Regions from separate parts of the Homo sapiens genome. Here region 1 is linked to region 2. Evidence: chromatin contacts called from ENCODE Hi-C or POLR2A ChIA-PET data. All regions are on one chromosome and are shown on one strand. Each heading gives the region's core, a stretch centred on a gene start or an enhancer-like site at or near the end of the contact. The rest is flanking DNA. Distances are from core to core; before and after follow the strand shown. Region 1 overlaps USPL1 (ubiquitin specific peptidase like 1). Region 2 has its middle 3.6 kb from the start of LINC00426.

The links. A loop is a pair of places that touch in the nucleus more often than their neighbours do. ChIA-PET counts read pairs that join two places held with the same protein, here RNA polymerase II (POLR2A). Pooled maps may share reads with other maps.
Region 1: a pooled map shows a loop between it and region 2 (1.8-fold over the local background). The contact joins two enhancer-like sites. A Hi-C loop is called at or near these places in 4 of 50 pooled maps. POLR2A ChIA-PET finds 5 or more read pairs at or near these places in 3 of 52 experiments (GM12878, activated CD8-positive, alpha-beta T cell and activated T-cell).

What each region holds. Positions count from the first base shown.
Region 1 is chr13:30,646,119-30,649,912 of GRCh38, forward strand. It overlaps USPL1 (ubiquitin specific peptidase like 1), which reads left to right. Exons shown (of 9, transcript NM_005800.5): 7 at 814-939. Among named protein-coding and RNA genes, the nearest start is that of TRN-GTT2-4, 26 kb to the right of the region's middle. Within about 2 kb of position 1,978, at least 2 of the 41 ENCODE cell types and tissues checked have a DNase peak (open chromatin) inside an H3K27ac peak, as active enhancers do.
Region 2 is chr13:30,375,741-30,379,330 of GRCh38, forward strand. No RefSeq gene overlaps it. Among named protein-coding and RNA genes, the nearest start is that of LINC00426, 3.6 kb to the left of the region's middle. RefSeq lists enhancers at 1,163-1,282, 1,413-1,472. Within about 2 kb of position 1,516, at least 5 of the 41 ENCODE cell types and tissues checked have a DNase peak (open chromatin) inside an H3K27ac peak, as active enhancers do.

The DNA of each region.
Region 1 (3,794 bases), core at 728-3,227, 270 kb after region 2:
CAAGATTTATAAGTATTTGCTATTGTTTAGAAAGGAAGCTTGTATCTCTTAAGTAGCTGCTCTTTAAATTACAAATATTTTTATTAAAGTGGATGCAGTTGAGGTTTAGTGTACATCTTTAAAGGTCATCTTTTTAGATGGCGTTGCTCTCAAGTATTCAGACTAAAGTGCAAATTTAGAACTTGTGTAACCTGTGAAAACAAAATTTGTTCACAATTAATGCTGTGTGTGTGTGTGTTTTTTTTTTAAGGATTAAAAAAAGTTAAGTTGTATGTATTCCTGATTTTATGTTTGGAAACATCCCCTTTTCATTTTTGGTTGTCTGTAATGGCTAGCCAGTTTGAGTTATTTGAGTAAGGGGTGAGCTCTTAATAAATTTGACAACCTTAGAACAGTGGTTCTTCACTAAGGGCTATTTTTTCCCCCTTGGGACATTTGGCAACATCTACAGACAACTGGATGCCGTTACTGGCATCTGGTGAGGAGAGGCCAGGGATGATGCTTAACATCCTACAGTGCACAGGACAGTGCTTCACAGCAAAGACTCTCTGGTGAAAAATGCAGTGATACCATTGAGGAACCCTGTCTTTTTTTCTTGCTTCATCTCATAGTTGAAAGATATGGGAAATTAACATGGAGCATCTTCACAGAGCTTCTTTACTAGAGGTAGGGAGGAACATTGCCATATTAACATGATTTGGGGAAATAAGAAAGTATGAATCACGAAAAAGGGGAGGAATACTTTTAGACATTGGTTTAAATTAATGTAAATGCATTTAACGTTAATGAATTTGTTATGTCATTTTTTTATAGGCATATGAAGAGTCTGGTCACCTTTACAAATGTCATCCCTGAGTGGCACCCACTTAATGCTGCCCATTTTGGTCCATGTAACAATTGCAACAGTAAATCACAAATAAGAAAAATGGTATTAGAAAAGTGAGTTAAAATTGTCTTATAATTTTTAGTACAAAATGAAGGTGGATTTACATTTTTCTTAATGTGTAGGATTGAAAATGGTGACAACAACTTACCTTTCTGAAATTTGAGTTAACATATATTTCTGGGTTGCCAGCTGCCTCGCTCTATCTGGCCAGTGAGCCCACTGTCACGGTGAAGCCACTGAAAAGCCAACTTAGGCTGACTCTCTGGCCCCACTCTCCTAGTGTCTTTCCTTCTTTTTGCCTTTTTTCTCCCTTTAAGGATATCAAGCTTCAGTTTTTCTCTCCTCTGCCAAGTGTATGGAGTTTCTAGAATTCTGGGATTTCCTTAATCAGATTTCAAGAACTAAGATGATTCAAAGATAAGCCACAGGCTCATCTCTCTGAATTTCCATCTTCTCCTAGATCTCAGCATGCTAATTCCTCATCATCTTGAAAGCTATCTAGTGGCCTTGAGCAGATATATTTTCATTGTATTTTGCCAGCTTTTCTGTTTGTCCTCAGTTGGGGAGGTTGGTCAGCATTACCTTTTCCAGTATTACCAGAGAACCATCTGTTTAAACTCACAGGTCAGTTCCATCTCAGGCCGTTTCCCTCTGTCTCATTAATGCACTCACACATGTACACAACCTCTCTACTCTTCATTTTCAGTCTAATCGTACATTAAGGAAATGTTTTGAGGTCTAATTTGATGTAATAAAGAACCGGGAACATTAACCTTTATGCCCTTGAATGTGCCAGAAACCCTTCAGAATCTTTCCTAAAGGTTTATTCTCATTGAAGTAATAAATCCTCAGTTTATCAGTGCTTACAGGCTCAAAAGGGAAAAAGGGCAGTAGTCCCCTGTTCCCTCCTCCAGGTATCTACTTTAAACCTTCAAATTAAGGTAGTATTTACTTTTACTTTTCAAATTGATGTGCCTATTCTACCGTAATGCAGTCTGTTCTCCTTTTATAGTAATTGAGACTAGGGTTCTCACACCAACACCTGGGCCCCATCTCTGTTTAGCCTTTCCCTGTCCTTTCAATGCAATTGCGTATTTGGCTAACTCAGTACTCGGTGTTTGCATTGTTATTAATATACATGTGTTATTCCCTCTTCAGCCAAGCAGTATATATAGTTAGGTTTCACTTTTACAATTCTTATTTTTCCGGGAATTGTTATTTGCCTTGTTTTCATTTGTTTTATTATGTACTGTGAGTTTTTGCCAAATACTTTAAAGACTTATTAATAAATTTTCAATACTCAGATGCTTCACAGTTTTTTACTCTGTTCCTCTCCCCTTTTTTTCCTGGAACTCTTTCCTGCCACCTTTCACTCTTTGCTGCAGTCTGCGCTGGTTCCTCTCTGGGCCTGCAGCATAGGGTGCTCTTTATTATGTACACACTTCCAGTCACTATCGTAGTTTTTAGCCCAAGGCCTCATCCCCACATTCTATCACATCTGTTGCCCATAAATATCCAGTCCTTTAGGGGTTCTCTGGGAAAAATAAGCTCTTCTTTGTCATCAACATATGCACTCCGTAGTACTCATGTCTTCACTTTGCCCGTTCTGCTGGGTAAGGTGCCACTTCTCTGTTTGCTTTCTGTCCTCTAAATATTTGACTTCTTATTTGCTTATTTTCCTTTCTTTGTCCTTTTGGACTCATATCTTTTTTGCCCCTCACTATTATTTGATAGCATTTGTGTAGGAGGGCGAAGTGGGAAGGAAGAGGAGGTGTCTGTATCTGTCTGAAGATTACAGAAGTCTGTAATCTGTCTTGGCTGCCAGGTGTCAGTTTTGAGATGTAAATGTTGATGATGAGGTGAGGAGAAGAGCAGCAGAGCATGGGGTCTGCCATCCTGCCTTGGACCATGGCCTGCTTTAGGCTGCTTGGTGTATATGATTTCATCTAGCTGTTCATACCTGCTTTTTCCTGTGCCCCAGCACTGAACATAGACTCGTACCATTGTTTTGTGTAATCTGTTAATTGGTTGCACTGCAGCATATATATTTTTTAACTATACAAATAAGTTGCTTCCCTTAAAGATTCATGCTCTGATCTGGAAATGGATTCATTAGGTAAAAGTCTTTTAATGGAAAATGTGTTTTGAGTTCCAGTGGGCCAATTTATGAGCAGAATTTATAATGTGGGCATTTCCTGTTTTCTTCAAAAGTAAATTGAACTAGTGTATGAAGTTTCACTTAAATTTTAAATGCCAAGGTCTTTATATAAGTCCTTTGTGTTTTTTTAATTTTGAAATTTGTATAACTTGATTTGTTTGTGTCTAATGGAATTTAGAAATAAATTTAATATAGTTTTTAGGGCTAACCTAAAAGTAATTGGGTTCATCATGGTGTCATATGTAATTAAAACATATAGAATCCTAAAAACTAATTAAGTTCCTTGGACACCTTATCTCACATAACCCACATCTCTAATGTCTCCCCATTGGGAAAAGAGTCCATTGATAAATCAGGTGAATTATGCCTAGCGGGCCCAAATCTGCTACTTTTCTTTAAGTTGTTTAGGAGTTACATTCAGACCATGGTGACATGGAGCACCAAGAACTTAGAATCAGATTTCATTTTACTTGACAAACTCTTGAAAGGTCACTGCCACAGTCTCTCTTGAGTGCAAGGCTATGGCTATGCTTTGTAGCACAGGGACGCGATATTTCTCTGCTATCTTTGGGTAGCAGAGGTTAACACAGCTCCCTTGTGCTTTCTTTCTCTCTTTTCTATTTTCTTTTCTTTTCCTAAGGATAGATCTTTAAATAGGAGGAGTTTAACCCCATGTTAGGTGAATTCAAATGGATCTTAGCCTGATGTCTCTTGTTCTCTTTTGGTTCCAGTTTGGTTAATTCCTTTCAT
Region 2 (3,590 bases), core at 266-2,765:
CAGCATCAGGAGAGTGTCATACAGCATATCCCTTGCCTGTGGGATAAAGGCCAGTCTTCAGAATCCGAAGTGCACTTTTTGTTTTTTTTTTTTGAGACGGAGTCTCACTCTGTTGCCCAGGCTGGAGTGCAGTGGCATGATCTTGGCTCACTGCAACCTCCACCTCCCAGGTTCAAGCGATTCTCCTGCCTCAGCCTCCTGAGTAGCTGGGACTACATGCGTGTGCCACCATGCCTGGCTAATTTTTGTATTTGTAGTAGAGACGGGGTTTCACTGTGTTAGCCAGGATGGTCTCAATCTCCTGACCTCATGATCCACCCTTCTCGGCCTCCCAAAGTGCTGGGATTGCAGGCGTGAGCCACCGCGCCCAGCCCTGAAGTGCACTTTCTGCTAAATGCCTGTCACTGTCATACCATCCTAAAGTTTAAGCTGGAACTCTCTATGCTTGCACCTGTTGCCTGAAGGGTGTATTAGAAATAATAGTTTCCTCCAACCCCTCCCCACCTCATTTGTGGAAGAATCTCATGTCTCCCTCCTAGAAATGGATTCAGCCTGAGATTCTCAAGACCAAGGTGGCATCCCAGGGTTCCAGGCTCTGGAGACAAGGATGTGGAGGGAAGGGGGTTAGGGGGAGGTCACTCTGGGAAAACACATGTAACCTAGATCCCCAGTGAGCTAAGTGAGACTGACTCCTAGATGGAAATAGCCCCAGCGGACTTGTCACTGCAAGAATTCTGGTCTCCCTGGATACCTAGCATGCTCAAGAGCCCACTTGAAACACTGAAACACTTCAGCATACTGTATGTGCTCAGGGGAGTGGCTGAGACTAGCAGGTTGAGGAAGGAAAAGGAAGAGGGCCTTCTATGTGCCAAGTCCTAGAGCTCAGGCACCATACCAGGAGCCAACATGAAAAATAGTCTGCAGCAGACATTGCTCTCACCTCACACAAAACCACTCCAACCTCCTAGCAAGATTTCCTGTGCACCAAAGCCTGAAACACCAAAGACCTCTTCCTCCAAAGTCCCTTGCACTAGGGTTTCCCCAGAGTAATCTTCCAGGTCGATTATAATAATAATAGCAGCTTACCCAGGTAGATGCTCTAGTGCATGGTATAGCCTGAGCATTTTAAGTGGCCACCACAGTGCCCCTCTGGAAGCACAGAGGTGGAGGTGCTTCGGACCTTCTCCAGCAGGGATGACAGTGGCACTATGTCTAGTCAATCTCTAACCTCAGGGGCAGTCAGCAGCATCAGCACAGCTTCCTGGTTCAGCAGCTTTCCGGCCTGCAGCACAGGCAATGTGGTTTTTGAGTTCACAGTGGAAGCAGCAGATACAGCAGCTACCTGACTAAGCCAGTTTTGCAGTGTGGTTCTGAGACTGTACCTGGACCTAGACCCACTCTGTAGCCTCCCTCTCCAGCCCTTGACATCATTCTATAGCCCAGTGGTTCTCCAAGGGTGGGCTCTGGACCAGCAGCACCTGGGAACTTGTTAGAAATGCAAATTCTTGGGCCCCACCCCAGACCTGCTGAATCAGAAACTCTGGGGGCGGGACCTGGTAGGCTTGACTTTAGCAAGCCTTCTAGGTGATTCTGCTATGCCCTTAAGTTTAGGGACCTCTGCTGAAAGTCATCCACCTCTAATAAATCCATTTCTACTATAACTAGAGTGGATCCTGCTGTCTGCAGATTCATCCTGACTGAATCACAGTCGCTGTCCTCATGTTGTCCATAAGGAAGACAATAAATAATGACAAAGCAGCATGTCATTCTGGGGGAAGAAAAGAACAGGGTCACCTTACCCAGCCAAGAATGGTGACCTCCCAACTATTTTTATAATCTAGCCTTCGCAACAATTTTGAACATGCACCCTCAATAGTTATATTTATTTCTAAATTTTATATATACTCTATTAAACATTTAAAAATTATAAATAGAAACCTAAAAGATGAGATTTTTTTAAATGAATATAAATTAACGTTCTAATACTTTCTTCCTGAATCTCTAAGGATTGATTTGGCACTTTAGCAATCACTGCTCTAGAATGTCAGGATAACCTTTTGGCAAAAGTAACAGCAGAATCAAAGGAATTAAAAGGAGGGTGCAGGATATTTTTGTAGAACTTAGGCAAGGAAGCATCACGAGGTGACAATGACAATAATAATGATAATGACAATGATGATAATGATGATAATTTCTTATTTTTGAGCAACTAACATGATCACTTAGCCTTAAAAGCAACCATGTGAGGTAGGACTATTATTCCTACTTTTCAGATTGGGAAACTGAGGGCCAATAGTCTCCTATCTGGTAAGTGGCAGAGCAGGGTTTTGAAACCAAAATCTGGGTTTTTCCATTGCCGGTTTTGGGCTTGGACTACTGCATGGTTGGAAGAGCCATCTGCTGAGACAGAGAATTCAGAAAGAAGAGCGGGTTTGGAGAGAAGATGGTAGGTTTTGTTTTGATGTTTGAGGTGCCCCCGACGTATTCTGGTGAAGCTATCAAATACACAACTTAACATATGAAGCTGCAGAACCCAAGCCTGGCTGCAGAAAAGGGTTGGATATCTTTAACTTCTTAGCCCAAGTTGAAAATACTTATTTTGTTGTGAGCACCATGATGAAAAGGAGCAAGGGCCAGGTGCAGTGACTCATGCCTGTAATCTCAGAGCTTTGGGAGGATGAGGCAGGAGGATTGTCTGAGCCCAGGAGTTTGAGGCTGCAGTAGCTATGATTGTGCCACTACATTCTGCTACTTTGAACTTTTCTTCCAAAAAATTAGGATGAATGCAGAAATTACAAAGGACCCAGATAAATTTAGTAAGCCTGGGCAACAGAGCAAGTCCCTGTCTCAAAATAAATAAATAATTCTAAAATCTTTTAAAAAGAAAAAAGAAAGGAGCAAGTGGAGAGGGAAAGTAGAAGAGACAATGGGGGTGGGGGTGGGGTGGGACACTGGATAATGAATGGAGCGAGCTTCTCCATCAGCTACGTGGGGACAAAATTGTGAGCACTGCTGGGATTGTTAGCTTTGGCCAGGAGGAGGGACAGAAATCACACAGCCCTGGGCTTGAATGCCAGCTCCATCTCCTTCTAGCTACAAAACCATGGAAAAGATAATGAAGTAATGAACCTTGTTGCCTCTGTTTCCTCTTCTGTAAAATGAGAATAATAATATCTCTCCATCTGATAGAAATGTTATGCTGATTAAATGAGAAATGGTGTGAAGTGCATATCTGTGTTTGGCCCATAGAAATAACTCAATATTTGTTAACTATAATTAGCTAACTGTCATTATAACTGGTATTGTTCTCTGAGCTAGGAACCAAGCAGGTAAGGATTAGTGCAAATGGAGGTGACCTTATAGCAGAGGAGCATAAGAGCTCAAAAGAATCGTTAGCTGATGACTTTAACTTTTGGGCCAAGGCAGGGGCAAAGTCAAGAACTAAGAATGAGAGGAGCAAAGGCAGGGTAGGGGCTTGAGGAGAAGGCACAAATCCTTAAGAACCACACAGGGGATTAAGACAGGAAATGAGTTAGGTTTACCCAAAAGGACCTCCAAGTAGCAATAACAGCATTAATCAATATGCTGTC